Regions from separate parts of the Homo sapiens genome. Here region 2 is linked to region 1. A link is a loop called in an ENCODE intact Hi-C map of the cell type or tissue named here. Cell type or tissue: transverse colon. All regions are shown on one strand. Each heading gives the region's core, and the rest is flanking DNA. Links, peaks and the distances in the headings are about the cores only.

What was found. Hi-C counts contacts between places; a loop is a spot of excess contacts. Peaks named below come from ENCODE experiments on the same cell type or tissue, not always from the same donor. Only the 100,000 strongest peaks of a DNase experiment are listed, where the experiment ranks them.
Region 2: a loop joins it to region 1, with 9 times the contacts of the local background. A loop is called at or near these places in 42 of 110 quality-filtered maps.

What each region holds. Positions count from the first base shown.
Region 1 is chr19:15,626,809-15,632,184 of GRCh38, reverse strand. It overlaps CYP4F8 (cytochrome P450 family 4 subfamily F member 8), which reads right to left. Exons shown (of 13, transcript NM_007253.4): 10 at 3,750-3,883; 11 at 3,590-3,654; 12 at 3,342-3,424; 13 at 1,546-2,992. The coding sequence ends at 2,827. Among named protein-coding and RNA genes, the nearest start is that of CYP4F3, 11 kb to the left of the region's middle. RefSeq lists a silencer at 2,570-2,619. In transverse colon, for the core only: a CTCF peak has its summit at 2,715 (motif pointing left); a DNase peak (open chromatin) is centred at 2,704; H3K4me3 peaks cover 230 bases; H3K27me3 peaks cover 444 bases.
Region 2 is chr19:15,812,678-15,818,053 of GRCh38, reverse strand. OR10H1 (olfactory receptor family 10 subfamily H member 1) reads left to right here and starts at 2,390. Exons shown (of 4, transcript NM_013940.4): 1 at 2,390-2,499; 2 at 5,176-5,376. In transverse colon, for the core only: no CTCF peak of the experiment used is centred there; no DNase peak of the experiment used is centred there; H3K27me3 peaks cover 3,554 bases.

The DNA.
Region 1 (5,376 bases), core at 144-5,143:
TTCTTCTATAAGCATGCATTATTTATGAAACTTAAACTTTAAAGGGAAGAAAAATTGACTTTCAGCATAGAATATATTAAATAGTTATTTATTTCGTTTTGCAATGTTCCATTCTTATTTTGCAGCCAATAATCCTTCCAGGTTCCCAATCTATGGGCCCCTGAAAAGCGCTCAGTCCTTGGACTCTGCGCCCCGCAGGAGCCCCCTACAGTCAGACAGGGGAAAGTCCAGGTGCAGCCGCTGTCCCTGGTGCTGAAAGGGGCGGCCCCTCCCCCCCCCCGCCCGCCCCCCGCCCAGCCCACACCCTCTACCTTCCTCTCACTTGAAAACCTTCATGACCTGAACTTTTTAGACAGGAATAAATTCTGAGTCGTGCCTCTCTGGAAAAATTAATTTTTTCCGTTCTAAGCTTTGGGCCAACCTTTCACCAAAGTCCACTGTAGATTCTCGGATGTAATAACGGATATTTTGAGCACACAAAACATTCGAATGAATTTTCCTCAAGAGAAGGTTGCCATGCATCCCAAAGCTTGAAGCAACCTCTTGCGATTTTTTAAAATGTCAAAACTTCAAATGTGATGCAAAAAGAAGAGAAAGAGAGGCAATTAACCCTCATGGACCGCTAATACCCAACAGATGTGGCTCAGGGATGTTGTAGATACTGGCTTGTTCAGTCTTCCAGCAGCCCAATGAGGTGAATACTATTAAGTGGTAAACAAAACCAGGGCTACAGAGATAAACAAGTTTTCCCCAAGCCAATCAGCTAGTGAATAGCAGACTGGGATTCTGACATTTATAATACAACTTCAAGGTGATGTTTAGTACAATTCCAAGGGGATATGGATTATCTTAGCCCATTCAGGCTGCTATGACAACATAACTTACACTAGGTAGTTTATAAACAACAGGTATTTATTGCTTACAATTTTGGAGGCTGGGAAGTCCAAGATCAAGGTGCCTGCAGGTTCAGTGTCAACTAAGGGCCTGTTCCTCATAGATGGCACCTTGCACGTGTCTTTACATGGTGGAAGGGGCAAACAAGCTCCCTCAGGTCTCTGTTATAAGGGGTAATCTCACTTACGAAGGCAGAGCCCTCACAACTTAATCACCTCCCAAAGGCCTCCCCTCTTAATACCACCATATGCAGACTAGGCTTCAATGTATGGATTTGGGGGCTACATAAACATTCAGGTCACAGCATGGATCTAGGGTCATAGACCCTGACTGCTTCTAGCCATCTGCCCCATCTGCCCTAAATAGCAGTCCCTGTCCTCATGAGCCAAGATGGAGCTCCAGAGGCCACATCAATCTTGCAAGCAATTTGTTAAAAAGTCAAAAAATAGCAGATGTTGCCAAGGCTATGGAGAAAAAGGAACATTTATACACTGTTGGTGGAAATATAAATTAGTTCAGCCACTAAACTAATGGAGTGTGGAGAGCAGTTAGGATATTTCTCAGAGAATTGAGAGTTGAACTACCATTTGACCTAGCAATCCCACGACTGGGTATACACCCAAAAGAAAATAAATCATTCTGCCAAAAAGACACAAGCATCCACATGTTTATCGCAGCTCTAATCACAATAGCGAAGATGCTGAATCAACACAGGTGCCCATCAATGGTGGAGTGGATAAAGAAAATGTGTAGAAATACACCATGAAATACTATGCAGTCATTAAAAAGTACAAAATCATGTCGTTTGCAGCAACATAGATGCAGCTGGGGGCCATTATCCTAAGCAAACTAATGCAGGAACAGAAAACAAAATATTGCATGTTCTCACTTATAAGTGGGAGGTATGCATTGGATACACATGGTAATAAAGATGGGAACAACAGATCCTGGGGACTACTAGACAGGGGAAGCAGGGAGGGGGAAAAGCTGAAAAACTGCCTATTAGATACTATGCTCACTACATGGGTGATGGAGTCATTCATACTCCAAACCTCAGCATGATGCAATATACCTTTGTAATAAATTTGCATGTTAGCACCTGATTCTAAAATAAACATTGAAACTCAAGAATTTTTATTCTCACACCTGCAATTCTGGCACTTTGGGAGGCTGAGGTGGGCTGATCACTTGAGGCCAGGAGTTTGAGACCAGCCTGGCCAACATAGCAAAACCCCATCTGTACTAAAAATACAATTAGCCGGGTGTGGTGGTAGGCGCCTGTTATCCTATCTACTCAGGCGACTGAGTCAGGAGAATCACTTGAACCCAGGAGGTGGAGGTTGCAGTGAGCCACTGCACTCCGGCCTGGGCGACGAGAGACACCATGTCTCAAAAAAAAAAAAAAATCTTCCAAGCAGCAGGAAGGAAGAGGGGAGGACTGAGCAGACAGACTGTAGCAGCTTTCTCTTAAGAAAGGTTACCAGAATTACCACATAATCTTTGGCTTCTACACATGGGACAGCCACAGTCACTTAACCAATTGAGCTTCAAGAAAGGCTTTCAAATGTGATCTGTATTTCAGGCTGCTATGCACCTAGCTAAAAAACAGGGATTCTAAATTGGCAAAAATTTATATCAGAATACACAATTATTTTGGGGGGGAAAAAGTCTTTACTTAGACTCTGGGAGATCCCACCCTCAGCACGGGGCTCCTGTGCTCACCCAGAGAGGCAGTGAGTATCTTGGGCACAGAGACATCTCCCCGCCTCTTCCCAGCCAGGCCCTAGATCCCCGCAGTCCTCCAGCGCCCCCTACTGGCCATCCGCGGGACTGAGGCACAGGGGCCAACACAGATTTATTACCGGAAATCTGAAAAGGTAGTTGGTGCAAAGGTAGGTGATGCAAAGGTAGGTGGGTGGGTCACTGCAGGCCTCAGCCCAGGGGTTCTACTCGCAGCCAAAGTCCGTCCTCCGCACGCAAAACAATCTCCGGCGTCCTGCGTGGCTCCCTGTGGTCGGGCAGGATGCGGAAGCGCAGCAGCGTGAGCGCCAGGACCACCTTCATCTCTGCCATCGCGAACTTCTGCCCGATGCAGTTCCTGGGGGCCAAGGTGGAAGGTCTGACTGCACCCAGGACCCAGATCCCGGCCCCACTGCGCCAGGAACCAGGCCCGGAACCCCCAACCCCACCCAGATCACCTTGGGCAGACAGGGGGGAAGCTGGGTCTGGGACCCCCATGTGGGCTTGCATATTCCCAGAGCCTAGCCCAGACCCCAGCCCCAACTGAAACCAGACGGGGCAGGAGGCTCTGAGCACACCCTTTTTCCTAGGATCTTCTTTAAAACCCCTATCACAGAAACACGTGGTCCTACAAGTCAGGCATCTGACAAGGCAGCCATCTGTGCCACCCTCAGCCCATGCCCACCTCAGACACCCCCTGGCCTCACCTGGGCCCCGCCGAGAAAGGAATAAAAGCCATAGGTGACCTCTTCTGGGCGTTTTCTGGGTCGAAGCGGAAGGGGTCATAGACCTGGGGTGGAGGCAAGTTAAGGCTGCTGATGGGGCCTCTCAGGACACCCAGCCACCCCCACATAAAACAGATGTGGGTGGAGTAGAGAGGGAGTATCTGGTTTTCCGGGACAAGACCCCTCCCCCGACCAGGCCCGGGGGATGGAGAAACAGGGAGGGGCAGCACCTCAGGGTCTGGCCAGACTGAGGGGTTGTGATGGATTGCGAAGATGTTGATGTTACAGACATTCCCTGTCGTGCAGGAGAGGACAGTAAGAACAAGGTCCGAGCTGCCTGCTGGGACCACCGCCCTGCCCAGGACCCTCCTCCCCTGCCATGGAGGGCACCTTTGGGGATGACTCGGCTGTCTGGGAGCACCACGTCCTGGGTGCAGCCGCGGGCGAATGTAGGGATTGGGGGATGCAACCGCAGGCTCTCCTTCAGGCACATGGTCAGGAAGGGCAACTGGGCCAGGTCGTCCCTAAGGAAACACCCAACAATTATCCAGAGAGCATACACGGCCCTCCTGCTGCCCCTGGAGACCCTCTCACCACCTCCCTCTGACCCTCAGTCCTATAACAAAATTAATTCCAGAAGCAACAAAGATGTAAGCATTAGAAAACCAAAGTCACAAAACTACTAGAAGAAAAGTTGACCTGGTGTTTTTAGAGGTATTTCTGAGCAAAACAATATTCAGAGGGTGTCTCTTAAAAGTATTCATTCCGGCGGGGTGCAGTGGCTCACTCCTGTAATCCCAGCACTTTGGAAGCCTGAGGCAGGAGGATCACTTGAGGTCAGGAGTTCCACACCAGCCTGACCAACATGGTGAAATCCCATCTCTACTAAAAACACAAAAATTAGCCACGCATGGTGGTGGGCACCTGTAGTCCCAGCTACTCAGGAGGCTGAGGCAGGAGAATCCCTCGAACCTGAGAGGCAGAGGTTGCAGTGAGCCGAGATCACTCCACCGCACTCCAGTTTGGGAGGCAGAGCAACTCCATCTCAAAAACAAAAGTGTTCATTTGTTTGTGTGAAAAAGTATTTAAAATTATATAAAGAGGTAACAAAAGCAGGAAAAAAACATCTCTACAAAGGGCTTATAAAGTTATTTGAATAAATAATCTCCACTCCACACTGTAGGGTGGGATGACCATATGTTGTAAAGGTGTCAATTATTTCTAAACTAATCAATATACTTCATGCAATTAATAAAAATCTAGCTGGATTCTTTTTGGAACTTTGAAATCTTATTCTAATTGAAGGAATTTTAAAGTTCATCAAGGGCTAGGTCAATTTTTTTTTTTTTTTTGAGATGGATTCTCACTCTGTCACCCAGGCTGGAGTGCAGTGGCCTGATCTCAGCTCACTGCAACCTCCACTTCCTGCGTTCAAGCGATTCTTGTGCCTCAGCCTCCCAAGTAGCTGGGATTACAGGTGTGCACCACCACACCCAACTAATTTTTGTATTTTTAGTATAGATGGGGTTTCACCATGTTGGCCAGGCTGGTCTCAAACTCCTGACCTCAAGTGATCTGCCTGCCTCAGCCTCCCAAAGTGCTGGGATTACAGGCATAAGCCACCATGCCCTATCCAAGCTAGGTCAATTTTTAAATAAAAGATTGAAGAAGGAGAACCCAAGCTTCCAGATATTAAGAGATATTACAAATGCATACTAATAAAAATAAAATAATTTTAAAAAAACTGTGGGACTGCTGCAAGAACAGAAAAACAGATCCATAGAACAGAGTAGAGAGCTCAGAATCAGGCCTGTGAATAGGGGGAAACTTAACATCTGCTAAAGGAAGGTCCACACGCCCCTGGAGAATGGATAGTGTGGTGGAAGTTGTTCAGACCACTGGAAATGTGGGAACAGAGAGAAACAGGTTCTTGTCTACTGCATATACAAGGTGGAGTCTTTTCCTTTATGAGAAAGGTAAAATTATAATGTTAAAAGATGATAACATAGGAGAAATT
Region 2 (5,376 bases), core at 190-5,189, 190 kb before region 1:
AAATAAAAAATAAACAAAGTGAAGAGACAATCACAGAATGGGAGAAAATACTTGCAAACTATCCATCTGATAGGGGATTAATAACCAGGATACATAAGGGGCTCAAACAACTCAATAGGAAAAAAATTAATGATCTGATTTTAAAATGGGCCAAAGATCTGAATAAACATTTCTGAAAAGAAGACATACACATGGCAAACAGGCATATTAAAAGATGCTCAACCTCACTGATCATGAGAGAAATGCAAATCAACACTACAAGATAATGTCTCAACCCAGTTAAGATGGCATTTATCCAGAAGACAGGCAATAAGGAATGCCTGGGAGGATGCTGAGAAAAGGGAACCCTCATGATTTTTTGGTGGGAAAGTAAATTAATACAACCACTATGGATAATAGTATGGCGGTTTCTCAGAAAACTAAACATAGAGCTATCATATGATCCAGAAATGCCACTACTTAAGTATATACTCCAAAGAAAAGAAATCAGTGTATCAAAGAGATATCATTTGTATGGAATTATCCATAAAATTAAAAGCCTAGCTCCTTTCACATAGCACATGTTTTCAACGTTCATCTCTACTGTGGCCTGGACTGGGATGTTATTCCTTTCTGTGGCTGAATAATAGCCATTATATGATTATACCACACTTTGTTTATCCATTTATTTATTAATAGACATTTGGATCTGCCATTGATAGACGTTTGGATCAGGCCATGTCCAGTGGCTCACACCTGCAATCCAAGCACTTTGGGAGGTCAAGGCAGGAGAATCGCTTAAGCCCAGGAGTTCCAAGAGCAGCCTGAGAAACAAAGTGAAATCCTACTCTCTACAGAAAAATTAAAAAATACCGTTTGGCTACTGTGAACAGTGCTGCTATGCACATTTGATGTCCAAGGATTTGTTTGAATCCTTTTCCATTCTTTTGGGTGTATACCTAGGAGTGAAATTGCTGAGTCCTTTGATAATTTCTATGTTAACTTTTTGATAAACTGTCAAACCATTTTGTGTGTTTTTAAAATGCAGATCTGATTCTCCCGTAGATATCTTTCCGTAACTTGGTTTTTCACTCAGCGTCTTAGAGTGAACTCTGTGTGAGTTTATGCAGACCAAAGTTTCTCAGTCTTGGCAATGTCGACATTTTTGTGTTGACAAAATGGCTGGAGTGCCGTGGCTACTCACAGGGGCAATCATAATGCATCGTTATATATAGTAGTATATAGTCCCATTTATATGAAATGTCTAGAATAGGTAAGTCCATAGAGCCAGAGCCAGAAAACAAATTGGTGGTTTTGAAGGACTGGGTGGGGTAGGGGAGTGGCTGCTAATGGGTATTAGGTGATGAAAACATTTTGGAACTAGACAGAGGCGGCGGCCACACAACATTGTGAATGCATTCAATCCCAGGGAATTGTATACTTTAAAGTGGTTGATTATTTTATGTGAATTTCACCTCAAAAGCAGAACGAAGCGAAAGCAACAATAATGCACAACAGAACTCTGATTTTATGGGTTTGCATTGTTTTCACATCCTACATGCTCATGAAGATCTGAAGGGATACCCATTAAATTCACCGTCACGATTGCCTGGCTGGCCATTGCATGGTTTGCTGCTTTGTATGTAGCATTTCAATTACATAATAAGAAGAAACAGGCCAGGCATGGTGGCTCACAGCTGTAATCCCAGCACTTTGAGAGGTCAAGGTGGGAGGATCCCTTGAGCCAAGGAGCTCAAGACCAGCCTGGGCAACAAAGCGAGACCCCATCTCTACAGAAAAATTAAAACTTAGCCCAGGTGTGGTGGCAAGCACCTTTACTCCCAGCTGCTCAGGAGGCTGAGGCAGGAGAATCATTTGAGCCTGGGAGGTTGAGGCTGCAGTGAGCCATAATCACACCACTGCACTCCAGCCTGGGCAACAGAGCTAGACCCTGTCTCAAAAAATAAAAATAAAAACAAATACGTGTGTGTGTGTTGGTTTTAAAAAATTATTTTAAAGGACATTTAGTTGGGCAAATGACCCAGTTGGAGAAGAATGAAGGTGACGGGGCATATCAAGGCAGCCTCTGCAGTCCCTGGGGGCAATGGCAGGGCTGCCCTCCTGTCAATTTCAACAGTCATGGGCCCAAACCCCAAATCTGTAGAGCACTAGACTCTGCTCAAGCTCTTGACAAGCTCAGGGAATTGACTCACCCCTGGCAGGCGGGGGGAATGGGAAAGTGAGGATACAGATTCCCTGAGGTTGCCTCCTCTCTGGCAGGGTCCCTGGGGTCCCAGCATCCCTGTAGCGGAGACAGAGACAGTAGGACCACAGCGAGGGAAGCCGGTGGGCAGGGAGTCAGGGAGGGATAAATAATCGCATTTGGGCTCAGTCAAGCCCCCGGCTCAGCTGGTGTGGCTGCTTGGTGCAGCCCACACCTGGTCAGCTCCCACCTGTGGAGAAACTCCAAACTAGAGCCTCCTACTGGGATGAAGCAGAAGCAGATGCCTGGAGTCCCAGGTGAGTCACCTCCCCTCTCAGCCACCTGACCAGGAGAGACCTGGGGAACCAGCACCTGCCAGGGACTCCAAGAAACCACCTGTTTATATTACTCCTTTAGCAATGTGAGTCTACAGGGCAGTGGGTGACAGGCAGAGGCCACTCACCACGTCTTAGTCAGTGTGCTGTTTGCTTAGCAGGACTTACCTTCTTCTATTTTTTTTTTTTTTTTTTTGAGACGGAATCTCGCTCTGTAGCCCAGGCTGGAGTGCAGTGGCGCAATCTCGGCTCACTGCAACCTCCGCCTGCCAGGTTCAAGCGATTCTTCTCCCTCAGCCTCCTGAGTAGCTGGGACTACAGGTGCGTGCCACCATGCCTGGCTAATTTTTTGTATTTTTAGTAGAGACAGGGGTTTCACCATGCTGGACAGGCTGGTCTTGAACTCCTGATCTCGTGATCCACCCGCCTCGGCTTCCCAAAGTACTGGGATTACAGGCATGAGCCATCGTGCCCAGCCAGGACTTGCCTTCTTTAGAGCTCCTGCTGCCTCATGAGGTAGGTCCCTTGGATGGGGGAGGTAACAGGTGCAGAGAGAAGACAGCCAATGCTCAATGTGACCCAAGGTGATGGTTTGATTTTAACCTCTCTTCTCGGTCTGTCCAGGCAAGAAGTCTACGGAAAAAGGATTGGGAAGAGGCGGAGAAAAGAGAGAAAGAGGATTCAGGGTTCAGAAGCTCCAGCCACCACCCCAGGGTGTAAAGAATCAGGGTGGGCCGGGTGCAGTGGCTCATGCCTGCAATCCCAGCACTTTGGGAGGCCAAGGTGGGAGGATCACTTGAGTCCAAGAGTTTGAGGCCAGCCTGGGCAGCATAGTGAGACCCTGTCTGTACAAAAAAATACAAAAATTGGCCAGGAATGGCAGGCACCTGTAGCTACTCCAGAGATTGAGGTGGGAGGATTGCTTGAGCCCAGGAAGTTAAGGCTGCAGTGAGCTGTGATTGTGCCTCTGCACTCCAGCCTGGGTGACAGAGGGATACCCTGTCTCTCTCTCTCTCTCTCTCTCTCTCTCTCTCTCTCTCTCTCTCTCTCTCTCTCACACACACACACACACACACACACACACACACACAAGGGAGGCGTCAATGGGAGCAGGTGGTGAGGGAATGGTTAGGAGCTGGGGATGAGAAGATGGAGAGAAAAGAGAGGGAAGTGGTGGCTTAAGTGGAAGAGAGGGGAGGCCAGACAGCTTCACTAAGAAGAGAGAGCCAGGATGGGTGAGAGTTAAGGCCAGATGGGGTCTCAGAGACAAGACAGGCCTGGCCCATGGAGTGATGCTGTCACCCAGGAGACACGTGACAACGTATAAGGACATTTCTGATTGTCGTGACTGGGGAGTGCTGCTGGTATCTATCTGGTGGGTGGAGACCAAGAATGCTGCTCAGTCTCCTGCAGTGCACAGGACACCCCTCTGAGAGAGAATGATTCGCCCCTAGCGTCCCTAATGCTGAAGGCAGGAAACCCTGCTCTAGGGATGTCTGTGGCAGGACTTGTCCACAGCCACGCTTAGCCCTAGAGTCTCTGAGTGGAGAACTGGCCCCACCGGGTGTTCCTGTCAGTGCTAGACAGTGGGCTTGCTTGCTCTCTCTCTTTCTTCTCACCTTTTTCTTCTCTTTCCCCTCTGTCCTCTCTTTCTCCCTACCTCTCTTTCCTCTCTCTGTTTCTCTTCCCACCTCCCTCTCTCTCCACTTCTCTCTCTCTCCCCACCCTTCTCTCTGTCTCTCTCTCTCTTTCCCCAACCCTCTCTCTCCCCACCTCCCACACTCTCTGTGTCTCTCTCCCCACTTCTCTCTCCCCACCTCTCTCTGTGTCTTTCTCCCTGTCCTTCTCTCTCTCTCTCCCCCCACCTCCCACTCTCTATCTCCCCACTTCTCTCTCTCCCTCCATCTCTCTCTCTCTCTGTGTGTGCTCTTTCCCCACATCTCTCTGTGTCTCCACCTCTCTGTCTCTCTCTTTCTCTCTCCCCACCTCTCTTTCTTTCTCTCCCCACCTCTCTCTCTCTGTTTCTCCCTCGCCTCCTCTCTCTCTCTCTCTCTCTCTCTCTTCCCCTGCCTCTCTCTCTATCCCCATCTCTCTCTTTCTCTTCCTACCTTTCTCTCTCTCTGTTTTACCTACAGAGGAACCCACTGGATGTTCTGCTGGTGAATCAATGCCCAGAAGCTCTAAATCCTCCTCGCTGCTATCCTAGTCCCACATCCACCATGGGTTTGGTTTTGTTTTACTTTTTAAAATTAATAGACTTTATTTTAAGAGCAGTTTCAGATTTACAGAACATAGAGCAGATAGATACTGCAGAGAATCTCCATATACCCTCTCTCCGCCTGCACACAATTTCCCCTATAATTAGCAACTGGGATTTTTTTTTTTTTTTACCATTAATCTGTTACAACTGATGAACCAGTGTTGACACATTGTCATTGACTGAAATCCACAGTTACATTAGAGTTCACTCTTGGGGCTGTACATTCTCTGGGTTTTGACAAATGCACAATGTCCTGTATCTACCATGACAGTATCACACAACATAGTTACACTGTCTTAAAAACCCTCTGTGCCCCACCCATTCATCCCTCCCTCTCACCCACTGGTCCCCTGGAAGCCACTGATCTTTTGCTGTCTCCATGGTTTTGATTTTTCCAGAATGACTGGACTACCCTTTTAGCTGCATTCTGCATCCCATCATTCCAGACGGTGTTACATGCAGCCCTCAGCTACCTCCTACAGACGTGATCGGCTCCTGTCCTCTCAAGGTTTCTCCCTCCCTCCCTTCCTTCCTCCCTCCATTCCTCCCTCCCTCGTTTCTTCCTATCTCACTCTCCTTCTTTCCTCCCTCACTCTCCT